Linked DNA regions of Homo sapiens: region 2 is linked to region 1. Evidence: read pairs that join two places in POLR2A ChIA-PET (ENCODE). Cell type or tissue: Panc1. All regions are shown on one strand.

Evidence for each region. Peaks named below come from ENCODE experiments on the same cell type or tissue, not always from the same donor. Only the 100,000 strongest peaks of a DNase experiment are listed, where the experiment ranks them.
Region 2: POLR2A ChIA-PET joins it to region 1 with 8 read pairs; 29 of 35 experiments call an interaction of 5 or more read pairs at or near these places.

Annotation. Positions count from the first base shown.
Region 1 is chr2:46,973,359-46,977,358 of GRCh38, forward strand. It overlaps TTC7A (tetratricopeptide repeat domain 7A), which reads left to right. Exons shown (of 20, transcript NM_020458.4): 4 at 1,615-1,745. Among named protein-coding and RNA genes, the nearest start is that of TTC7A, 34 kb to the left of the region's middle. RefSeq lists an enhancer at 808-2,007. In Panc1, no CTCF peak of the experiment used is centred here; no DNase peak of the experiment used is centred here.
Region 2 is chr2:47,159,362-47,163,361 of GRCh38, forward strand. CALM2 (calmodulin 2) reads right to left here. Exons shown (of 6, transcript NM_001743.6): 3 at 3,158-3,301; 4 at 2,925-3,031; 5 at 2,362-2,497; 6 at 723-1,443. The coding sequence ends at 1,415. Among named protein-coding and RNA genes, the nearest start is that of STPG4, 6.1 kb to the left of the region's middle. In Panc1, no CTCF peak of the experiment used is centred here; no DNase peak of the experiment used is centred here; H3K27ac peaks cover 297 bases.

The DNA.
Region 1 (4,000 bases):
AGAGTGGCAGAAGAGGAGCTCGAGAGCCTTCCAGCCACCGCATGGTGCAGGGAAACCCTTGCTACCCTCATTTATCCCCCGTCAGGGAGGGCCTCAGTGCCGAGTGCGGCGGAGGATGGATCCCTCCCACTGCCGCAGGTTGCCGGTTGAGGTGAACTGTTTCCACCTGGAGGGAGCTAAGGAAAGAAAGAAGCCTGTACACAAAGTCATACATTCACACAAACAAATGGCGTGCTTCCAAACAAAATTCCCAGTCGAGGGACTGAGTGGAGTTCTGAACCCCCTGCCTCAGCTCCAGATACCTTCACAGGCAGCTGAGTCCCTATAGTGACACAAATGTAAATGCTCAAAATGCCCAAATCGTGCCAGTAGCGGCCAAGTCTGCACAGAATGAAGTCCCAGGATACCCAGAAGAGACAGAAAAAAGTCGGGTACAGTCCAACTTGCTCACCCAGTTTCAAGGTTGCCGGCTTCTTCAGAGGTCACTTTCTTTATACCAGTGAAGCATTGGAGGCAGCAGATGTCGTGCCAGGGGGTGAAAGGGAGGTTTCCCCAAAACAAGAACGTTTTGGCAGCTGCTGAGAAATCCCCTTAACATTCCTATCCTGGAGTCCAGTAGCCAGGAGCAGCTGGTGCTCCCAGGCAGCCCCCGCCTTGCCTGGTGGTGAAACCAGGCTGATAGGCTCAATCGTCCAAAGTGTACTGCAGTCCTCATAGGGGCCACCAAAATTGTAACTGAAATGCAGTTCAGTCACTCGCCACTTGCAGAGTCCAATTAACAAGAGCGAGGTCTGGAATAAAGAAAGTGACTTTATTCCAAAGCTTAGCTTAGGGGAAAAGGTACAGGCTCCTGCCTTTAAAGATAACCACTTCAGTTCCTGGGCAAAAAGCAGGGGCTTTTAAAGGGGTACTTGGCATGAATGCCATGCAGAGGAGGGAGCAAGCAAGTGCAGGGTCTGCATGACTTGCCTTGGTGCCTTACCTACCAGGTGGTCGAGCTGGCACCGTCACGGGCAGAGCTAGGTTGTAAAGTGAGCATTGCTTCAAGATACTCTCCAGTTGGGAGAGAGTTCCCTCTCAGTCACACTTTAGGATGTAAATTGACTGTTGTCTCTAGAGGCAGTCTCCTGGTGGGAAAGTTCTGGATCTGGAGCTTCTAAGTCAGCACATGGATAAGCTTGCTGTGTAGGGAGTGTCTGGTGAAGGGAAGGTAAAGGTTATTGCATTTCTAAAGAGCTAAGTAGGAAATGGGGAACTAGGGAAAAGGAGGAAAGAGGAAAGAAAAAAATAAATTTTTTTAAAAAACCTCATTCTCTTTCGCTTAGAAAAATGGGGATACTGCGTTACAGAGGAGGGGTCAGGAGTGGCTTCCCCGGGTAGTTGGGCTGGGGTGATGCACTGTGATTCCCCACGTGCTGTCCCATCGCTTACTCCCAGCCACTGCTAACACCACCGTCGCTTCAGCTTCCTCCCTCCCCTCCGCAGACCTCCGCCTCCTCCTGGCTGCACCAGAGTGTCTGCCCCCTCGGATGAGCCCACCTTCGGCCCATGGGGAGGGCCTGGAGTCAGGGGGCCCGAGCAGGACAGGTCTGAGGCACCCTCTTCCTCCCGCAGGCCTCTCTCTGGAACGCCTACCCAACTCCATCGCCTCCCGCTTCCGCCTGACAGAGAGGGAGGAGGAAGTGATCACCTGTTTTGAGAGGGCCTCCTGGATCGCTCAGGTGTTCCTGCAGGAATTGGAGAAGGTGAGCTGGAAATAACACCGTGGTAGGAGCTGCTCTCTATTGAGCACCTATGTCTATGGATCCCACTAAACCCATAGGTCACCTGTGTGCTAATTAGAAGAAGTCACCTTCTCTGTCCCCCAAAGACACTCTACTTCATAGTTGGAAAACTCATTATAGTATACTGATTCCACTAGAATGAGACTCTTTACTGGAAAATAGTTTGATAAATGAGTCCATGCCATCCGCTAGGATGTTTAATAGATGAGCTTTAGGAGATTGAATCATTTGCTCACCATTTCTTTCCCTGGCAGGGGTGGAGTCTGCCTGGGTCTTGCAGTTGGACATCCTTCCCTGCTCTCGGTGTCCCAGAAGCTCCTCCCTGGATCCTGTGAGGAAGCAGGATCTTGGGACTCCTTCTCCGAGCCTTTCAGAGGCTGGTAAAAGAGTTGGTCGGCAGGGCTCTGGCAGTTTTCAGATCCCCCTCCCTCCCCACTCCCTGTGGTGGGTCTGGGTTAACTGTCTGCAGGGTATCAAGTACAGGTGGTAGCAGCGTTTGCGATAAGTATCCCAGCCCTCCCCCTTCTGGGAGGCTCTGGTTTATTTTTATGTATTTTTTTACTTTTATTTTTAATTTTTATGCATTTTATTTATTTATTATTATTTTTTAGATGGAGTCTTGCTTGCTTTGTTACCCAGGCTGGAGTTCAGTGGCACGATCTCAGCTCACTGTAACCTCCACCTCCTGGGTTCAAGCGATTCTTCTGCCTCAGCCTTTCGAGTAGCTGGGACTACAGGCGCCTGCCACCGTGCCCTTCTAATTTTTGTATTTTTAGTAGAGACAGGGTTTCACCATGTTGGCCAGGCTGGTTTTGAACTCCTGACCTCAGGTGATCCACCTGCCTCAGCCTCCCAAAGTGCTGGGATTACAGGCCCGTGCCCAGCCTCCATTTTATTCTTTTTCCCTCCGCATCTTAATACTATGCCATGAGGGGCCCTTGGTTCAATGCTAAGGGGACAGGCAACTATATTCAACAGAGATCCTGCTAGCCCTTCTTGAGTGCCTGCTTTTGTGTCAGACACAGCTCCAAGCACTTTACATTCATTCTATAATTTAACCCTCACACTGACTGGATGAAATCGGTCCTGTTGTCATTCCCATTTTACAAGTAAGAAAACAAATTTGAAGAAGAGTTAGCTTCCCAGAGTTTACCTCATTAATAAGTGCTATTGGCAGGATTTGAACCCAGGGAGTGTGGCTGTGAATGCTCGTGGGGAAGATATTGGGGATGATGCTCAGGTATTCTGTGGAAAAGATAATTTAACATGTTAGATGGAAGGTTCTAGAGCAGCATAGATTAGGATTGGTGCCCTGAAGGAGGAGGTGGTCATGGGCCGAGAGACTAAGAGCCCAGGAGACACTTGCACCTCGCCTTCCTTGGCAGATGCCAAAATGTCAGTCCAGTACCCGTTTTTGTGATGGGCCATTTTGGAAGAGTCCACCCCAGGCCAGGTCATTTCCCCTAGAGCAGGATTCTCAACCTCAATGCTGTTGACATTTGGGGCTGGAGAATTCTTTGTTGTTGGTGAGGGCGGGGGGCTGCCGTGTATATTATAGGATGTTCAGCAGCATGCCTAGACTCTCCCCACTATGCCAGTAGCACTATCCCCCTTGTTGTGACAACCAAAAATGTCTTCAGTTACTGGCAACTGTCCCCTGAGGGCAAAGTCACCCCCCTGCTGACAGCCACTGCTCTAGAAGATGTCTGCTTGATTGGACTTTAGGAGGAAAGGAGAAATGACCGATGGGCTCAGCAAATATAGGACTTGAGTGCCCATTCTTTGGCAGAGGCCACTTAAAGGCTCAGCATGGTTGAGTTGACCTCCACCAAGGGGGAATGGGTCACTGCTAGACAGTAGTAGTGTTTTAGGAGCTTTTCATATTTGCATTGCATGTGGTTGGGAGGAAACTTTCATGGAAAAGATAAAGTCTGCTGCTCAGCTGGAAGCCTAGGCTTTGGACTTTCAAAAGGGGATTAAGGCGATGAGCTATAATGCCAGGCACTGTACTGTCCCTGTCAAAGGTCTGATGATGATGTCCAGGGCTGGAATCAGTGCCTGGTAGCAGTGGGCAGACAAATGGGACCCTATAGTTGTTATCTAAGTTGAGGGAGGGCAGGCCACAGAATCTTGTGCATCCTCAGAAATACTGTGTGTCCCTCCTGAGACCCAGTCCTGACCTCTGAGGAACTAAGACCTTCTCTTAAATCTCCTCT
Region 2 (4,000 bases), 190 kb after region 1:
ATTTACTCCTAAAGACATCTTTTTTTGCAAAATGTTGCAGATGGGCAAGCTGAAAATTCTCATCTTATAGAATTAAAAAGCACAATGAATAAAATATTAGTTAATAGAAGTAAAACTATAAGGATGCTCACCCCAACTAGATTTGGTTTTTTTTTGAACATGCAAACATTTAAAACATCACTGCACAGCTTAAGTCAACATGGACAAATGCCAAAGTTGAAAACTATAAAGGTAGGAAACAGTAAATACCTACTTTATGCCAATTCCCATACTAGGTACACTTAAGTTTTTGAGTCTTTCATTGGGGCCTTTTGAAGTTGTCAAATACAATCTGGATAAAGAAACAAAACAAAAAACTTGCCCCTCTTTTCCCATGACTGCCACCATCTTGTTCTGTGGGCAGAGGCAACTCACAGGTATCCTGGATCTAACACAGTAGCACAGTACGACACACATGGTGGTGGAGGAATGTTGTGGGCACGCATGATGGTGGCCCCCAAAAGGTGACTACACTAAGCCAGCCCCCATAGATCCCCATCTTTTCGGCCTTCCTCTTCAATCTCTCCTTAGTTACACCCCTTATTTTGTTCCTCTTATTTTCTGTGCTTCTCTCCCTCTTTTCTCACTTTTCCAATCCTTTTCTCCTTCCTTTCCCACCTTCACTATTTCTGCCACCCATCTCCATATGCTTCCCCACACGAGAAAAAATTATCTAGACTATACCAAGCAGAAACCAATGCCATATTTTATTTTCAAAATTATTAGACTTCAACAGTTAAATGACTCAGATGCAGAGCAACCATTGGGTAAATTGTAATTTTTTTATTGGAAAACAAATATACAACTTGGAATGGATTTTGAGGCAAATTGTGCCATAAGCAGATTTTAAGTGGCTAAACAAAGTTTAAAAAGCAAGTAACAATAAAAGAAAATGTTTCTGGTACAGGACCAGCAGTACAAAAAAATAGTGTACGAGTACCTGGATAATACACCCGTTTTGCAATAGTGCAACTTTTAAGTACATATTGTTGACTGTCCATAGTCCACGCAGAGTTACAACTCCACACTTCAACAACAACATGCTGACAGTTCCTAAAGAAAACTACTTTAAAAAAGGCATAACCCAGATGTTCCCTCATTTGACCAACTCCATCTAAGTTTAGATGTGCAGAAGGGCTTAGATATATCCAGAGTAAGCCACATGCAACATGTTACTTGATCAATTTTCTAAAATAAGGTTTTAGGACAATGACAGTAAGATAAGGGAAGAAAACATGGAGGAATGAAGTCCTAATTACTATACATGCATATTTTTTTGACAGTAGGGAGAAACCTTTTACAGATAAGTTACAAACAAAGAAAAGGCAAATAAACAATTTTGTACAAGAAATTTAACACATTCTGTACAAGGTCTTCACTTTGCTGTCATCATTTGTACAAACTCTGAAAAAGAAGAAGTACACAAAAAATGAGTCAATAGCAAAAGACCAAAAAAAAAAAAAAAAAAAAAAAATCACATTTACTCAATTACTGAGTACTCTTTCCATTCCTCTCTTTCCTCAGAATTACCATTAAGTACAGAGGGAAGCTAGTTTATTGCCCAGGCTGGAACTTCATTAACCATAACTATTCAGGTTTATTAGTAAGAGCCAAATTAACGCTTTAGATAGGCCAATATAAAAAAGAGCATTCTTGGCTCTTAGTTTAGACTTGAATTTTAAGTCTGCTGGATTACAAGACAATATTGTAAATTCAATGCTATGGGCTAGGTTTAATTTTTATAACATTACATTTTATGCTCTTTTCTAAGTTAAGTAGTTACATCATGAAAAAAATACAGAGTTTTACTCAAAATCCTTCAGTTTCATATGCCTTGCTTCCTGATATGGCCATCTTAAAAGTTAGTAGATACGATACTTTTGAAGCACATGTAAACTTCAGTTTCAGACTAAAGCCAATTAAAGAAAAAAGACAATACAGTGCGGGGAAAGAAAGTCACATTAATTTCATTTTAGGAAACTTGGAATAAGTTTGCTTTCCACATTGTTCCACAATCACACAAACACTGAACAGTGCTTCTCAAACTTTATACATGAATCACCCAAGAATCCTATTAAAATGCTGATTCCAGGTGTAGGGATAGAACCTGATAGTAAATATTTCTAAATTAAGTTCTCAAGTCAGAGCAATGTTACCTAGTCTGCAGACAACACTCTGAATTTTAAGAAGGTTAAATGTAAGTAACTGTTTTAGCAACCTAATTTCAGGGGAAGGGTCACTAATTTCGATCAGTTCCCTAACAAAGAGCCTCTTATCTTAAAAATCAAAGTGAAGAATGAGGCGTGAGACTGAAACATTTACCTTCATAGTTTACTTGACCATCACCATCAATATCTGCTTCCCTGATCATTTCATCAACTTCTTCATCTGTTAACTTCTCTCCAAGGTTTGTCATCACATGGCGAAGTTCTGCAGCACTAATATAGCCATTGCCATCCTAGCAAAAAATTTAGTATAGTTTCTGAGTCAAATTACAGACTTGAGAGTTGGAATGGAAATTTATTAAGTTTACTACTAAATTTCACATTGGGGGAAAAACATACTTTAGAAATGCATACAAATCTACACAGTTGACCTACAAATGTCATTAAGAGCCAAGCAAAATGTCCTACATTGAAATCATTATTTCCTAGTCCCAAAGTCAAGTGACACCTCCTTTGACAAGATGAACGCAATACATATATTAGAAAGTCTATACTGAATTCTTAAAAAGCTTTTGCTTGGTAATTAAAATATGTTGGTAAATCATCAAAAAAAAAAAAAAAAAAAAAAAAAAAAACAACCAAAAAAACACAAGTCTTCATAATGAGTCCTGGTATCTTCATTTCATCCTCAAAATTTAACATATCCAGTCCTTGACGTACCTTATCAAACACACGGAATGCTTCTCTAATTTCTTCTTCACTGTCTGTGTCTTTCATTTTTCTTGCCATCATTGTCAGAAATTCAGGGAAGTCAATTGTGCCATTACCTGAAATGGTTTAGTGGAAACATCAAAGCTTTAGTGGAAACATATAAGCAAACAGCAAAGGTTTAGTGGAAACATCTAAGTATCACTTCTTCAACCCCTCCCAGCCCCACAAAATTGAAGACTTACCATCAGCATCTACTTCATTAATCATGTCCTGTAACTCTGCTTCTGTGGGATTCTGCCCAAGAGATCTCATTACAGTTCCCAATTCCTTTGTTGTTATAGTTCCATCACCATCTTTGTCAAATAGTGAAAAAGCTTCTTTGAATTCTGTTTGAAAGAAAGACCACAATCCAAATACACAGATTAATAATAAAATGTAACCTAAATGAAACGTATTAACTCTTAAAGCCTACTCAGTGGTGGGATCGTGCCAGTGAACAGCCACTGCACTTCAGCCTGGCCAAACTGTAAGACCCCACGTCTCAGAAAAACCCAAAAACTTTTAACGGAAAAATACCAATGGAGGTAGCAATTGAAATGTGACTTTGACTCCTAAAGATTAACCAATCTTTATGATACCTTATGATAATATTTCAAATATATCTTTGACCAATCATACCACTGTACTTTCATGCTGACCTAAGTAAAATTATCCTAGGTTTACAGAGGAAAAGAACCAAATCCCCAAATGACTGGCTCCTCTGTCACTGAAGCTGCTCTGTGGAACATAATTCAAAATTACAGACCTAACCTACACTCACAAAACAAAAATAAGACTACTGGTACCCAAATACGTATTTCTACAGAGTAATTAAACTGTTTCTGTATACTGTGTTTAGAGTTAGCCACTATGTCTAAATCAATCACCTACTAAATTAAAACAGGCTACTTTCCCTTTCTAGTAAGGCAGGAGAAGGGACTATATAAAGAGTCTATAACAATGGGCTGATCAAGATATAAATGTCCAGTTTTAGCTAAATGCATGTCACTGAGAACAAAGATCATTTTGAGCTTTCTTTGGAATAT